2 separate regions of the Mus musculus genome follow, and region 2 is linked to region 1. A link is a loop called in an ENCODE intact Hi-C map of the cell type or tissue named here. Cell type or tissue: heart. All regions are shown on one strand. Links, peaks and the distances in the headings refer to the core of each region. The heading gives the core; the rest is flanking DNA.

The links. A loop is a pair of places that touch in the nucleus more often than their neighbours do. Peaks named below come from ENCODE experiments on the same cell type or tissue, not always from the same donor. Only the 100,000 strongest peaks of a DNase experiment are listed, where the experiment ranks them.
Region 2: a loop joins it to region 1, with 8 times the contacts of the local background. A loop is called at or near these places in 5 of 42 quality-filtered maps.

The regions. Positions count from the first base shown.
Region 1 is chr3:83,760,551-83,769,158 of GRCm38, forward strand. It overlaps Sfrp2 (secreted frizzled-related protein 2), which reads left to right and starts at 5,771. Exons shown (of 3, transcript NM_009144.2): 1 at 5,771-6,493. The coding sequence starts at 5,992. In heart, for the core only: a CTCF peak has its summit at 3,887 (motif pointing left); DNase peaks (open chromatin) are centred at 3,891 and 5,641; H3K4me3 peaks cover 2,853 bases; H3K27ac peaks cover 2,693 bases; H3K27me3 peaks cover 3,571 bases.
Region 2 is chr3:83,412,145-83,420,752 of GRCm38, forward strand. No RefSeq gene overlaps it. Among named protein-coding and RNA genes, the nearest start is that of 1700028M03Rik, 160 kb to the right of the region's middle. In heart, for the core only: a CTCF peak has its summit at 4,603 (motif pointing right); no DNase peak of the experiment used is centred there.

The DNA.
Region 1 (8,608 bases), core at 1,617-6,616:
GAGTGAGCACCTGTTTAACCTGTGGTCCCTGCTATTCACAGCAGACAATCAAGCCAGCCTTTCTTTCCAGGCTCTGGGCTGGCAAACAACCTCGAGCCTTGGGCTTTTGCTTTTCCGGTCGGCATTTTTTTAATGTGAGTGATTGGGTGATGCTTAAAGAGTCTCATCAGCAGTCGCAATCCCATCAGTGAGCAGTGACCTCCTGGGATCCCAGAGAACAGCAGGGCAAGCTGGGTAGGCAGCAGGGCAGAGACAAGGGAAGGTGCCAGTAAGCCTTTAATTAAGGACGGAATGCAGGCTAGGTCTACACTGTTGTCCTGGGTTTCAAATTTTTCAACCCCCAGATAAAGGAATTGTGAGTGGTGGGGCTAAGGTGATGGCTTAGGTTATAACTAAAAGGCTTTGTGTTGTGAGGAATCGGGTGGGGGGGAGGATGGGGGGGGCATCAGTAGACTCCCCTGTTCTAGAGGCAGTGTGGCCAAAGGGACTCCTCCCTGCTGGGGCTTATTGTCCTTGGCACTCTTTGTTTATTTATTTATTTTGGTTTTTAGCAGAAGCAATCCAGGGAAGGCCAAGGCATCCTCTGCTCTTTCTTCCAAGATTCAAGAGCCATTTCTCTCCTTGAAAGAACAGAGGGAATGGAAACCAGACTCTCCAAGATAACCAGCCACAACCAGCTTTCCTGATGTGACAGACACAGAGAGAGAGAAAGAGACAGAGAGACAGAGGGACAGGAGACGCCTTCGCAAAGCAGTTTTCTCATCCATCAGCAGTCCGCTGCTGACAAACCTTTCTGTGACCAAGGAAGTGCACCGCACCACTGAAGAAAGATCATGGGTGTGATTGTTTTGGCACGACTTAGCAACTGTGCTCTATTGCTATTTGTTTCTGTGTGTGAATCGGGGTTTGTCTGTGAAGTCCAGACAAACCTAGAATGCACTACATAGCCAAAGCTTGCTTGAAACTCATGACAATCCTCCTGCCTCAGTCTCCCAATCTGGAACTATAGGTGAGCTTCATGGGGTCCAACTTCTTTCAGTCATTTAAATTTTTTTAATGTGTGATTGTGTTTGCTTGAATGCATGCATGGGTGAACGTACGGGTGGAGGACAGTGGGCACAGAAGGTACTAGAAGTGCAGTTACAGGGGACTGTGAACCGCGCACTGTGGATGCTGGCAACCGCCCCAGCTCCTCAACAAGAGCAGCAAGTGCTCTTAACCACTGAGCGGTCTCTACTTCATTTCCCATTTATTACAGAGCTTCCAAAGTATCCATTCATTGACTTCTTGGCCTTTGTCAACGAGCAAGTTCGATGTACTTGGGACAGAGAGGGGGCAGGCCTCCACAGGTGGACGGAATCTGCCAAACACATGGCTTACTGAGATCCTGGCAATTATCGTTCTTCCCAGACAGGCTCCTTCTGGTGGGGAGGTAGCCATCAAGTCAGACACAGGATAACTCAGCTGGCTTTGTCTCTAAGGGATCATCGCCTCACACACCCCTGACTGCTGCCCAAGTTCCCCATGGCAAAAACTAGATGCTGGGTCTAATCCCCACCCTAGTAGACCTCCACCAGGCAGCAAACTTTCCTGGCCTGGTCCCTTGGGTTCCTGGTCTGGTCCCTTGGCTGGTTTTTCCAGGTTGGATGGCTCTGAGGCCCTTAACATCTTAAAGAGCAACAGCTCCGTTCAGTTGTTAGCATAGTATTCGCCCTCACTCTAGCCAATTCTTAAAGTGGAAATACAAAGCACCTGGTCTCTGTGCTCAGAGTTCCTCGCACCTCCAGGCGTGGGCACCGGTCCTCCCTGCGCCTGCGCAGGAAGGTAGCTTCCCCTGGCATGGGGACCCACTAGTGACAGGACGAAGAGGAGCCTAAGAAATGAAGTCGTTGCTCCTCCGAGGGCCAAAGGCCATCCTCTTGAGCAACCGGTAAGAATGTAAAAGATCTCAGTTTCCACTGGTGAGGGAGAGCAGCTCTCCTTGTACTAGAGACAACCTCTCGTTTGGGAAATGGCGCCCCCAGATGGCTGCAGCGAATACTGGAGAAAGTAGTGGCCCTGGTACCGGGCAGCCTTACCAGGCCTGGAAGATTCGGTACACTGGAGAAGACAACCCTCACCCCTGGAAAGTCTGTGGATAAAAGTCAAGTAATAACACTTCTGGAGGCAACCAAAAGAACAGGACCCAAAGGCAGGCAGCTAGATCTCTGTGTGACATGGTTCAGTTACTTAAATCCTTTGTGCCTCAATTTCCTTATGATTATGGAAAAAAAAAAGTGTAACAATCAAGGGACCAGCGAAACAGTTCAGCAGGTAAGTTTGCTTGCCACCAGACCTGACCATATGAGTTTTATCTTGGGGGTCCATGGGTGCAAGGAGAGAACCAAACCCCTAAAGTTGTCCTCTGATCTCCACAGGAATGTTGTGGCCCTACAACCCCCATAAATAAATGTGGAGTGGGGAGGCAGGGGGTGGTTAAGGATAATGATCACGGCCACTTGCTGGGTGGCAGTGAGGATTTCTAAAGACAAGATGACATTGGTCGGGTGGTTGCTGGGTCCTCTTCCTAGGGGTTAGGGGATGCCCTACTATGTGCTGCTCTAGACTACAAATCTTGACTTCAAAACAGCCTTAGAGCAGAAACTCCCCTTCCTTTGACCCAGGCCCTGCGTGTTAACCAGGAAAGTGGACACCTAGCACCCACATTTTCCCCTCTAAAGGAAGTACAGGCCAGTGATGTGAACACTTCCGGGGAGAGCGTGAAAAATGAATCTCCATTTCAAGTTTGCCCCCTGGGCAGCCAAAGCTGCATCATCGGAGAAATTAAGAAACTACACATGCGTGTTGTGCTTCTAGGCTTTCTTGCTTTGAGACCTTTGCTGGGCTTCTGTGTGCTTTCAGGACACCATTCCAGAGTGCAGGAGGAAGCTTGCTCTCCTGGCACCCAGGCTGCCCTGCGACCTCCTTGGATGCTGGGCAGAACTGGGATTAGCAAGCTCCAGACGTTGGAGATCCCCCTAAGCATCTTAGCTTGAGAGCAAAGGGCTCGCCTCTCCAGAAATCTAGCAGCCAGCAAAGGGTTAACCAAGCAGCAGAGAGACTAGGGCAGCTTTCTGTGTCCCTCAAGATTCATCAATGCCCCTTAAAGACAGAAAGCACCAGATGGAAAGGCAAGACCACCAAAAGACAGATGTGGAGGCTCTTTGGGCCTGCAGCATTTGAGTAGGACGTTGTTGGCTGGGTGCTGGGATGGGGGTGGGACTGAGGGAAGGGTCCGGTACTATGAGAAGCATCCTCTAAGCAGAATAGGAGGGCCTGGCACTGTGAATCGCACTGTTTACTAACTAGGAACTTCCCTTCACAGGGAATTGAGAGGAGGCTCGACATGGACTCTCAGAGGCAAAGGCTTGCGACTTTTGATAGGAAACCTGTGTACCTGGGAACCTACAGGAAGCGCAGAAGAGCCTAGGCGAACCCAAGCACTCCAAGTGCTTGCTTTGCCCGGGAGTTCTCTCCTCTGGGCTACATAAACCCACACGGGAACCCGGTGGGGATAACCACAGAGTGTCCTTGAGCTGTGCTTCACACACAGACAGTGAGTGGTCTACCCTCTGAGGAAGGCTACTGCCCTGCTCCCCAGCAGCGGGCTTGCCGCGCGGACACGCCTGTCACACAAGCATGCAATTGGCTGATGATGGACGAAAGGAGGGTGCACGACTCTAGATGGAGAGGAAGATGGAGCTTGAGCTTGAGTCCAGGCCGAGTGGTACTGATGTTGGAACGGTCTGCGACAACAAGCTATGTTTCTGACGACCCGGGCAAGCAAGCGGGCAGAAGCGAGAGCTTGAGCCCGGTGTTACTGGAGACTCCCGTAAGACTTCGGGCGACCCCTCCTGGCGAGCGAGACAGACGCAGGCTCCCCAAACAATGCCTAGGCCCGCGGTAGTGCGCCAGGCGCATGGGCAGCCCGCTGCACTCCGAAACACAAAAGCGAGTGACTCAAACTAGACGAATTGGTGGTGGGCTTCTTGATCTTCCACTCAGGGGATCGGCAGGCGGGAGGTGACCCCATGGATGTACTTTGGGGCCACGAGTAGTGAATACCTGAGAATACTAGAATTCCATTTCAGCGTTCAGCCTGTGTAGCTGTTTGGTTTAACTTTTTTGTATTTGTGTGGTTTATTTTCAAACTAGTTTTTACCTGGGGAGAAAGTCTAAGCCTCTGGCTGCTTCAGCTAGACACGGGAAGGTCTAGAGCCAATTGGATGGAAACGGCTCCACTCAGGCAGGCCTTCAGCAGAGCAGGAAAGATGGAGCTGGACTTTTAAAGACTCCCATTGCGGGCTCCCTCTGGGTGTTTACCTGCTTCGACTATGGCCAGAAGTGGGTAGGAAATAGCATTTTATCGTCCTCTCGTCACTCCTTAAACTCTCATAAACTGCGGGACCACAAAATGTGCTGACCCCCTAAATCCTGAGCTCACCATCCAGATGGATGGAAAATGTAAATCAGGCAGCAAACATCCAACCCAGCTGTTAAATCCAGGAAGCAGCAACAATGTGTCCACCTTACACTTGAAAGAGGATTGTTGGGGGGGGGGGGGGCAAAGAGGGGAAGTCACTACCCAGGACTTGCAAGGTCCCACTTAAAGAGAGGCTGACTCTTAAGACAAGGGAAGGTTTGGGGAAGAGACACCCCCCCCCTTAACCCACCCCCTGCGCACGTCCAAACTGTCTCTCTGTACTCCTTTCCCCGCCTGGCACCTTACAATCCACTTACCCTAACATTAGGTTCCCTGTTCTACAGAGCAGAGGATGGCCCGATGGGTGACCAGGATGGCGTGACCAGGATGGGTGACCAGGATGGCGTCCCTGGTTGTTAGGGGATGAATGGGCCAACTATGCTGAGGACATGACTAACTCTTGTGACCACAGAGGTCTCTGCCCGTTCCTGCCCACCTTCTGACCTTGGTACTCATAAGCCCCATTTATTGCTTTGGTGGCCTATACTGAGGTAATCCTGAACCCCTATGTATTAGAGCCCGTGCAGCCTTCAAGCATAGACATCTCTTCAGAGGTCAAATTTTCTCCTCCAAAGAGGAGAAATGGCGGGCAAATTCGTGATGCCTCTGACAAGTCCTCCACAGTGACAAAATCCTATAGACACCCCAGCAAAATAGCAACTCCGTGCATGGCTGCAATTCCATTTTATAAGTCAGAATGTGTCGTGAGGCTGTGGAATCACATTGCTCAAGCCAGTCTGCTCAACTTGGGCTGGAGAACCGGGAGGAAAAAGCCCAGGCCACAAAGAGTCTAGTACTGCTGGTTTATGGTTACTCGGGGACAGGGACGCAGTGCTGAGACTTAAAGGCTGCTGCACATCGATACGGGCGCAGGCCACGCGGGGCGTGAAACGCGTTCCAGCCCTGATCCGACTGCAAGGCAGCTAGCCCGGCTCCACGCGTGTCCTCGACTTTCGTTGCCTCCTCCTCGCTCTCCCCTCGCTCTCCCTGGGACAGGGTGGCCCGCGCTTGTCTGCTTGCAAGGCAATCACCAGAGCGCGCGCGCAGGGGCTGCTGCCTCGGGGTGGGGGCGCAGCCCGAATTTCCTGCCAGCGAGCGCGTGAGGGGCATTCTCAACGCAGCCAGCCCCAGAAAGTAGTGACCGGCCTCCTCGGATTACTCCGGTTTGGCTCCTCCCTTGCTCCCCCTCCTCCACCTCCAGATTTGCATAAAAAAGGCCAAGAAAACTCTGGCTGGGCCCCAGCCTCTGCTCACTCTGCTCCCCCGGGTCGGAGCCCCCCGGAGCTGCGCGCGGGCTTGCAGTGCCTTGCCCGCGCCGACCTCCCGGCGCCCGGCTTCGCGCGTTCGCGCCGCCCGCTGTCCAGAGCCCCCACGAGCAGAGCGAGGGAGTCCCGGACGAGCTCGAGCTCCGGCCGCCTCTCGCTTCCCCCGCTCGGCTCCCTCCGCCCCCCGGGGGTCGCTAGTCCACGATGCCGCGGGGCCCTGCCTCGCTGCTGCTGCTAGTCCTCGCCTCGCACTGCTGCCTGGGCTCGGCGCGTGGGCTCTTCCTCTTCGGCCAGCCCGACTTCTCCTACAAGCGCAGCAACTGCAAGCCCATCCCCGCCAACCTGCAGCTGTGCCACGGCATCGAGTACCAGAACATGCGGCTGCCCAACCTGCTGGGCCACGAGACCATGAAGGAGGTGCTGGAGCAGGCGGGCGCCTGGATTCCGCTGGTCATGAAGCAGTGCCACCCGGACACCAAGAAGTTCCTGTGCTCGCTCTTCGCCCCTGTCTGTCTCGACGACCTAGATGAGACCATCCAGCCGTGTCACTCGCTCTGCGTGCAGGTGAAGGACCGCTGCGCCCCGGTCATGTCCGCCTTCGGCTTCCCCTGGCCAGACATGCTGGAGTGCGACCGTTTCCCGCAGGACAACGACCTCTGCATCCCCCTCGCTAGTAGCGACCACCTCCTGCCGGCCACAGAGGAAGGTAAGCCTTCCCTATTCGATCCACCCACTCCCAAGAAGCCTGAGGTGCTAGGACCTGGGGAGTGGGGTGGGTGGGGTGGGGGACACCCCGCAGCCACCACTCCACATCCTAGTTTGTCCAGGCTGGAGGTCCCAACCTTGGATATGGCAGCTCTCCTTGCCCTAATCTGTTGCCATACGGAGTTAGAGATATCCACCCATGCGCCAAGATTCCTCCTTGGTTCTAACAGTTCCTCTTAGGTAGTTAAGAAAGCCAAACAAAAGTGGCAAGCCTTTTTTTAAGATTCTTGCTCTGCGTCCCCGCTTCTGAAAGCATTTACCATGATTGGGTCCTAGTGATGAGCACCCAGGCTCAGCCTCTCTCTGCACGTTCTTGTCCCACTGGATAAAAACAAACGATACACGTTGATCACCTTTTGAGATTGTTTTTTTGTCCTTCGCCAATGTAGGTTTGGAGATAAAAAAACGAAGACTGTCTGGGAGCGAGTGGAACCCTGACTATTGGTTTTAACTCCCCAGGTGTTTGGGGGAGAGAGGCTAAAGGCAATCAACAGGACTCATCTCTCTGTCACTATCTGCTTTTATCTTAGGAGTGGTTTTAATTAGCTGGGGAAAAAATCATGCAGAAGAGTTCCCTCAAGTTTTTAGAAAACAGAGGGAAGTTCATAGGCAAAAACCATCAAAGCAATGAAAACCTCATGCACTCTTGATACTTTTCCTGAAAGGAAAAAGTATACAATGTGTCTGAGCTGATTTGGGCCCCGGAGATAGAAAAGGGGGCTTCCTTACCCCTCTCTGGCTGCAGCCGCATCTCCCTTTCAATCGCTAATTTTTTTCCTGCAGACATCATTAGTTAAAGAAAATACAAAGTTGTTTAGCAATCTTTCCTGGCAGGCACCATGAGTCTGCAATCATCTTATTGGTTAGGTTTCTAATTTATTGCAAATGTTTGGCATTTTTCAAACATTTGCCCAACATATACAATAGAATAACCAATACAGGTTGGTAGCATTTCATACACACTCCGAGCCTCCCGATTGGAAGTGTTTCTCTCTGGTTGGGTAGGGCTGGGGTTGTTTTGTGGGGGTTGCCTTTGTTGTTTTTCTTCCTGCCATCAACCCAAATAGACACAGGGTATTCCTCCAGAGTTCACTTTCCTCCTTCAAAATAAGCCTGGACGCCTGCGAAGTTTGCTTGATATTTTCAAAAATCAGATAACTTTTCTTTTATGGGTCACAAGGTTTTTTTTTTTCTTTTTCCCTGTGAAAATTTGATTTCATACTAGTGAAAACCTACAAGATTGCACTTGAATTTTAATGATATCATTGGGCATATTTATAAATTAGAGAAAGAAAGTGTTTCCTTCATGAGAGTATGTTTTTTCACGAGGGCCCCAGACAGACTGATAGCTGTAAGCCCACAGCGCGCGCGCACACACACACACACACACACACACACACCGGGTCTGTTCAGACAAACCCCACCAGGAAGTTCTTACTCACTCACATCGCCTTGTCCCTAGGTTTATTTGCTGGCACAGGCAAGGCTAGGCAACAAGCACCTGTACCAAGGAGCTGGAGTGGGGGGATAATGAAATAAATCATAACTGAACCGCAGACTTGGCAGGGAGTACAAGGTGAAGGAGAGCCGGTTATTTGCTGGCTGTGGGAATGACTGAGCTGTGCTTCCAAGATGCAAACAAGCAGGCCCTATAGGTTCCTCGCAGCACAGCACTGCCATCCTTCCCAGCCCAGATGAGGAAAAAAAAAATCTGCAAAAGATCCCTAGAGCCCTGCTGAGCAGGAGGGGCTTTCTCCATGTCCTGCAGATGAGAAGCATCTTTCCATTGTGTTTTATGGTTATACCTTTTCCCATGCCCCTGTGGGGTTTGGATTCCTGACGGTCTTCTTAGAGATCCTGGGATGGCTGGAGTCATGTGAGGAGGGGAAGGAACTGAGAAGCACAGACTCTCCAGAGCATCTTGCCACACACTCCTACCCACCCACTGTCCACGGCTCCTACCCACCCACTGTCCGCAGCTCCCTTTTTATTTGAGGGCTAGTGCTCATAAAGCTAGACATGCGGCCACTCTGATGTCACCCAACCAGAGTTGGAA
Region 2 (8,608 bases), core at 2,156-7,155, 350 kb before region 1:
GATTCAATGCAATCCCCATCAAAATTCCAACTCAATTCTTCAACGAATTAGAAAGAGCAATCTGCAAATTCATCTGGAATAACAAAAAACCTAGGATAGCAAAAACTCTTCTCAAGGATAAAAGAACCTCTGGTGGAATCACCATGCCTGACCTAAAGCTTTACTACAGAGCAATTGTGATTAAAAACGGCATGGTACTGGTATAACGACAGAAAAGTAGCCCAATGGAATAGAATTGAAGACCCAGAAATGAACCCAAACACCTATGGTCACTTGATCTTCGATAAGGGAGCTAAAACCATCCAGTGGAAGAAAGACAGCATTTTCAACAAATGGTGCTGGCACAACTGCTTGTTATCGTGTAGAAGAATGCGAATCGATCCATTCCTATCTCCTTGTACTAAGGTCAAATCTAAGTGGATCAAGGAACTCCACATAAAACCAGAGACACTGAAACTTAGAGAGGAGAAAGTGGGGAAAAGCCTCGAAGAGATGGGCACAGGGGAAAAATTCCTGAATAGAACAGCAATGGCTTGTGCTGTAAGATCGAGAATTGACAAATGGGACCTCATGAAACTGCAAAGCTTCTGCAAGGCAAAAGACACCGTCAATAAGACAAAAAGGCCACCAACAGATTGGGAAAGGATCTTTACGTATCCTAAATCAGATAGGTGACTAATATTCAATATATATATATAAAGAACTCAAGAAGGTGGACTCCAGAAAAATCAAATAACCCCATTAAAAAATGGGGCTCAGAGCTAAACAAAGAATTCTCACCTGAGGAATACCAAATGGCTGAGAAGCACCTGAAAAAATGTTCAGCATCTTTAATCATCAGAGAAATGCAAATCAAAACAACCCTGAGATCTCACCTCACACCAGTCAGAATGGCTAAGATAAAAAATTCAGGTGATAGTAGATGCTGGCAAGGGTGTGGAGAAAGAAGAACACTCCTCCATTGTTGGTGGGATTGCAAGCTTGTACAACCACTCTGGAAATCAGTCTGGCAGTTCCTCAGAAAATTGGACATAGTACTACCAGAGGATCCTGCAATACCTCTCCTGGGCATATATCCAGAAGATGTTCCAACTGGTAAGAAGGACACATGCTCCACTATGTTTATAGCAGCCTTATTTATAATAGCCAGAAGCTGGAAAGAACCTAGATGTCCCTCAACAGAGGAATGGATACAAAAAATGTGGTACATTTACACAATGGAGTACTACTCAGCTATTAGAAGGAATGAATTTATGAAATTCCTAAGCAAATGGTTGGACCTGGAGGGCATCATCCTGAGTGAGGTAACACAATCACAAAAGAACTCAAATGATATATACTCACTGATAAGTGGATATTAGCCCAGAAACTTAGTATACCCGAGATATAAGATACAATTTGCAAAACACATGAAACTGAAGAAGAACAAAGACCAAAGTGTGCACACTTTGCCCCTTCTTAGAATTTGAAACAATCGCCCATGGAAAGAGTTAGAGAGACAAAGTTTGGAGCTGAGACAAAAGGATGGACCATCTAGAGACTGTCATATCCAGGGATCCATCCCATAATGAGCCTCCAAATGATGACACCATTGCATGAACTAGCAATTGTTTGCTGCAAGGACCCTGATATAGCTGTCTTTTGTGAGACTAGTCCGGGGCCTAGCAAACACATAGGTGGATGCTCACAGTCAGCTATTGGATGGATCACAGGGCCCCCAATGGAGGAGCTAGAGAAAGTACCCAAGGAGCTAAAGGGATCTGCAACCCTATAGGTGAACAACATTATGAACTAACCAGTATCTCTGAGCTCTTGACTCTAGCTGCATATGTATCAAAAGATGGCCTAGTCATCCATCACTGAAAAGAGAGGCCCATTGGACTTGCAAACTTTATATGCCCCAGTACAGGGGAACGCCAGGGACAAAAAGTGGGAATGGGTGGGTAGGGGAGTGGGGAAAGGGCATGGGGGACTTTTGGACTAGCTTTGGAAATGTAATTGAGGAAAATACATAATAAAAAATTTTTTTAAAAAAAAGAAAAGAAGTCACTGTTGCTGTGATAGTAAACAGTGCTGACCCCACCCACAAGACTCTTCTAGGACTATAACCACAATCAAACTTACTTTCATAAGTAATTATTAAATACCACTTCAATTATTTATTCTTTTTCTTATGCATATAAGTAGGGTTTCCTAGAGGCTACATGGTATGGTATGCAATGTTGAAATAGACATGAGAATCATATATGAAAATCTAGCAGATATCTATTAAGCTAAACATCAAAGAGGAAAATATAAAACAGTCCACTCTTCTTGGTTAGCTTATTTCAGTATGTCAGATACAATTTTTTAGCATTTATTATCAGTAGTCAGATCCAATATAAACATGTCTTTGGGTGTCTCAAATATTGTGAAGTATGCAGAATGACCCTTAGATTAACGACATTGAAATCTACTGACCTCGCAGAATGAAAATAAATTATCGAGCAGTACCTTTGTGTTAAGCTCTCATACCTTCCAAACATTTCTATGACCACATCTGATCCTCTTTCTTTCATCCTGTTTGAGTGAAGCCTTCTTCTACTTCCCCATGTCTGCCCAGCTGAAGACACTTTAGCCAAGTTCATATCACTCTTGCTTTTATGCAAACATGTCCAAATTTAGTTATAAATGGGGAGCACCACTTATCACACTCATGCTGGCCTCTTTCTCCCCACCCTGTTCAGACTACTTTCAATGGAAGTCATCTTGCATCGAGATATCAATACACAAACACACTTTAGATCCCTTCACCCTTTCCTGGTGATCGTCATGGAGCACCTGTCCTGAAGCTGCTTCCAAACTCTACATCTCTGCTTTAATTCATTTGCATGATACTGTGTTTGCCTGAAATGAGTATTTCTGTCAATGAACTTGGAGTCTTACCTGTGTCGAGGTTATCTGTAGAACAGAAGAAACATGTATTTACATGAGGGGCAGAAGAATCAAACATCCCAGTCTGTTCCCTCATCAGCAAAGTATAACCTCTATGTTAGGAAGAAAGCTGGATGCTCTGAGTGTAAAAGACAGTTCCTTTGTCTTTAGCTAGTGCCTAGGAAAGTAGAGAGCCATAAGTGGGGGAGGGGTGGTTCAGTGTGTTTGTGTGTGGTGGTTTGAATGAGAATGCCATCCATAGATCTATTTACTTGAATACTTAACCCCCAGACAATGGAACTATATGGGGAGGAATAACAGGTATGGTGTTGGGGAAGGTTTGTCACTGAGGATGGGTGTGGGATTGAGGCTTCAAACCCCACCCCTGTACCGTTTCCAGTTAGTGCTTTCTGCTTTGTGCTGTGGTTCGGAATGTAAGCTCTCAGCGACTGCCTGCCTGCTGCCATGCTCCCTGCCATGCTCCCTGCCATGCTCCCTGCCATGCTCCCTGCCATGCTCCCTGCCATGCTCCCTGCCATGCTCCCTGTCATGCTCCCTGTCATGCTCCCTGTCATGAGAGCTCCAATCCTTTGAAACTCAGAACCTCAATGAAAGTCTTTCTTCTGTAAGCTGCCTGGATACGGTGTCTTATCACAGCCTTAGAAAAGTAACTGCTATGCGGTGCCAACATGAGGACCTGAGATTGACCCCTCAGCACTAATATGACAGCCAGGCAACATGGTACACATCTATCACCCCAGTGCTTGGGGGGAAAGACAGGAGGCTCTTAGGGCTCTAGCCAAATCAGTGAGCCCCCACTTTCACAAGAGATCCCCATCTCAAAAATAAAGTGACGTCTCCACTCAGTCCAAGACTTTCTCGTTTATCCTAGTACCTACAGGTAAAGTGTCCTCAAGTCCTGAATATCTCAGCCTAATCGTCTTTACCCCACAGCTCCTTGTGCCCCACAGGTAAGTGGTCACTGGAACCTGAGTCCTGAGCCTACACTTCTTCAGTCCCCTTAACCATGAGATCTAACATGTAAGAAGTCCCCAAACCATCAGCTCCACATCCACACCTTGACTCATACAACTAGCCCTAGATGCACAAGTCCCAGTGCAAAAACAAGAACCACATAGACATCCAAGACATTAGCCTTCCTCAAAAATTACAAACCCCATAATAATGCACCCATAGACCCAGAGAAGCTAAGTAACAAGGAGGGCTCAAGGAGGGATGTGCAAATCTCATTTTGTAGGGAAAATAGAATAGACATCCCTGCTAGATGTGTGTGTGTGGGGGGGGTGGGGGCATAGTGTAGATGGGGGATAGGAACAAGAGGGATCAGGTGGAGGGTTGATGGAGGGAAAGAGTACTGGGAGAGGCAACTGAAGTCAGGAGTGGGGGGCATCTCTGAGAGGAGTTAGAAACCTATTGCAATGGAAATTCCTAGAAATCTACGAGGATGAAACCAAAAGACTCCTAGCAATGGAAGACCCAGAGCCAGAACTAGCCATCTCCTATAACAAGGCAAGACTTCCAAAGGAGGGATTGTGACACCAACCCACCCACAAAACCTTTGACCTACAATGTGTTCTACCTACAAGATGTGTTGGGATAAAAGGTTGCACAGAAATTGTGGGAATAACCAATGAATGACTGGTCCACCTTGAGACTCAAGCCACTAGAGGGAGCCCAGCCCTGACACTGCCTGGAGGGCCAGGAACAAGAAGCTGGATAACCCAGAGACCTAGGATAGAACCAAACACAAGTGGAAACAAACAAGCAAACAAACAAAACAAACAAAACAACAACAACAAAACCAAACCCTAAAGTCAATGAAATGAAATTATTACTAATGATATTTATTCTGCTATACTCATAGATTGGAGCCTAGTCCAATTGTTTTGTTTTGTTTCATTCTTTTTTTTAATTAGATATTTTCTTCATTTACATTTCAAATGCTATCCCAAAAGTCCCCTATACTCTCCCTCTGCCCTGCTCCCCTACCCACTCACTCCAACTTCTTGGCCCTGGCAGCCTACTAAGGCCATCTTCTGCTACATATGTAGCTAGAGACACGAGGTCTGGGCGTACTGATTAGTTCATATTGTTGTTCCACCTATAGGGTTGCAAACCCTTTCAGCTCTTAGGTACTTCCTCTAGCTCCTCCATTGGGGGCCCTGTGTTCCATTCTATAGATGACTGTGAGCATCCACTTCTGTATTTGCCAGGCTCTGGCAAAGCCTCACAGGAGACAACTCTATCAGGGTCCTGTCAGCAAAATCTTGCTGACATATGCAATGGTGTCTGTGTTTGGTGGCGTTATGGGATGCACCCCCGGGTGGGGCAGTCTCTGGATGGTCCATCCTTTCATCTTAGCTCCAAACTTTGCCTCTACAACTCCTTCCATGGATATTTTATTCCCTATTCTAGGGAGGAATGAAGTATCCATGCGTTGGTCTTCCTTCTTGATTTTCTTGTGTTTTGGAAGTTGTATCTTGGGTATTCTAGGTTTCTGGGCTAATATCCACTTATCAGTGAGTGCATATCAAGTGACTTCTTTTGTGATTGGGTTACCTCACTAAGGATGATATCCTCCAGATACATCCATGTACCCACGAATTTCATAAATTCATTGTTTTTAATAGCTGAGTAGTTCTCCATTGTGTAAATGTATCACATTTTCTGTATCCATTCCTCTGTTGAGGGACATCTTTCCAGCCTCTGGCTATTATAAATAAAACTGCTATGAACATAGTGGTGCATGTGTCCTTATTGCAAGTTGGAACATCTGAGTATATGCCCATGAGAGGTATTGCTGGATCTACCAGTAGTAATAAGTCCAGTTTTCTGAGGAACTGCCAGACTGATTTCCAGAGTGGTTTTTCCAACTTGCAATCCCACCAGCAATAGAGGAGTGTTCCTCTTTCTCCACATCCTCACCAGCATCTGCTGTCGCCTGAATTTTTGATCCTAGCCATTCTGACTGGTGTGAGGTGGAATCTCAGAGTTGTTTTGATTTGCATTTCCCTGATGATTAAGGATGTTGAACATTTTTTCAAGTGCTTCTCAGCCCTTCAGTATTCCTCAGTTGAGAATTCTTTGTTTAGCTCTGTACCCTATTTTAATGGGGTTATTTGAATTTTTGGAATTCAGCTTCTTGAGCTCTTTGTATATATTCCTAGTTCAATTTTTATGAGAGGCTTTATCCAGCAATTGATGGAAATAGATGCAAAGACCCACAGCCAAATGTTAGGTGGAGTTTTAGGAATCCCTCAGAACAGGGGGAAGGATTGTAGGAGTCAATGGTATTAAGGACACCAAAGAAAACCCACAGAATCAATTAACCTGGGCCCGTAAGGGCTCAATGAACCTGAAACACTAACCAGGGAGCATGCATGGGATTGACCTGGTCTCCCTCTACATATGTTACAGTTGTGTATGTAGGTTAGTCTTCTTGGGGGACCCCTATAAGTGGAACCAGTGGCTGTGTCTGATTCTGTTGCCAGCCAGCCTTTGGGACCTTTTCTTCCTACTGGGTTGCCTTGTGTAGGAAAGGAGGTGCCTAGTCTTACTGCAACTTGATATGGCTGGTTAATAACTGTGGGAGGCCTGTCCTTTCCTAAAGAGAAACTGAGGAAGAGTTGTGGATGGAAGGAAGGGACTGGGCAAAAGAAGGGAGGAGAAATTGCAGTTGAGCTGTTACAATAAGTAGATAGATAGAGAAATTAAGGAAGGAAGGAAGGAAGGAAGGAAGGAAGGAAGGAAGGAAGGAAGGGAACTGCCTTGAAGAACTTCCTAGAAGAAAGTGTGGTCAGGCTATAAAAATGAATGAATGAATGAATGAATGAATGAATGAATAGATAATAAAAGAAGAACCTTGAAGAACTTCCAAAGAATTCAAGATAATGACTATGACTCTAGGTTAACAACTCAAAAAAGACATGAATATATTACAACAGAACAAAAGCAAAGAGATGAATGGAACCAAGAAGTGGACACGTAATCTGTAATTGGAATCTAATAAAGTCTTAAATTACAGAAGAAAAGATAGACTGAAGTGATATTTGGAAAGTAAAAACTCAGTAAGTCAATTATAAACCTCAGTGGAAAGCCTCACCAATAGAATGGATCATATGGAATAGAAACATCAGAAAGAAAGGTAGGGGAATTGGTTCACTCAGCAAAGGTCAATGATAAATTTATAAATTACATGATCAGAAAGTGGGAAAACCTTGGGACAGCAGGAAAAAGACATAACCTTCAGAATATTTTAATAGAAGAAGACATACCAAGATATAGACATAGAAGACATGGAAGAGATATTTCCATTAAAAAAGAGATGCCATTTAAGCATGAAACACCTAGAGAGTGGTGAATAGGCAGGACTAGGAACAAAACTCCTCATGGCATATTATAATTAGAACATTAAAACATAGCAGAGAAAGCTGAAAAGAACAAAGTTCAAGTATTTATAAAGTCAGTCTTGTGAGATAATCACTCAATAATCAATAGAAAGTTTCAAAGCCCAAAGGGCTGGAGAGCTATCTTCCAGCTTCTCAAAGATAACAGCTAAAGTATGCATTAAAACTGATGGAGAAATATAAGCTTCTCTTGACAAAAACAGATACAAGAAATTTATGACCTCCCCAAGCCAGAACATATGGGAAAGAAGGATTCTATCTGAGTAGGTCACAGGGAATCATAGAACCAGTACATAACAGGAATTATGACTTATTGTTCAATAGCTTTGAGTATTGATTGTCTCATTTCTGACATAAGATAACACAGATTTGCAGATTGAATCTGAAAACATGATTTTGTTTTTACTGCCTCCAAGAAGTGCGCCTTGTCATCAGTGATAGATAAAAGGGTAAATAGGTGTAAACAGATTATTCCAAGCACACGAATCTGGGAAAACAGCAGGTGTAGCAATTCTTGTTTCTGACAAGATAGTTGTCTTAGTCAGGGTCTCTATTCCTGCACAAAACATCATGATCAAGAAGCAAGTTAGGGAGGAAAGAGTTTATTCAGCTCACACTTCTACATTGCTGTTCACCACCAAAGGAAGTCAGGACTGGAACTCAAGCAGGTCAGAAAGCAGGAGCTGATGCAGAAGCCATGGAGGGATGTTGCTTCTCCTGGCTTGCTCAACTTGCTTTCATATAGAACCCAAGACTACCAGCCTAGGAATGGTACCACCCACAATGGGCCCTCCCTCCTTGATCACTAATTGAGAAAATGCCCCACAGCTGGATCTCATGGAGACATTTCCTCAAGGGAGACTCCTTTCTCTGTGATAACTCCAGCTTGTGCCAAGTTGACACACAAAACCAGCAGTACAATAGTCTTCAAAGCAAAACTTGTCAAAAGAGATAGGGAGGGCCACTATGTATTCGTCAAAGGCAAAATACACTGAAAGAATATTACAATTCTATCATTTAAACATAACAGTATCCAATTTCATTAAAAATATACTACTAGATGTTAACAGATAGATTAATCACAACATGAAAAAGGGGTGATTTCTATACTCCGTTCTCACCACTAGGTAGATCATTTGAACAAAACCTAAACAGAGAAATACTGTAATAAAATGACATCATAAACCAAGTGTGTCAAACAGACATTTACACCAAATAATTTAAAGCATGTACATTCTTCTCAGTAGGCAATGTAACATTTTCCAAAA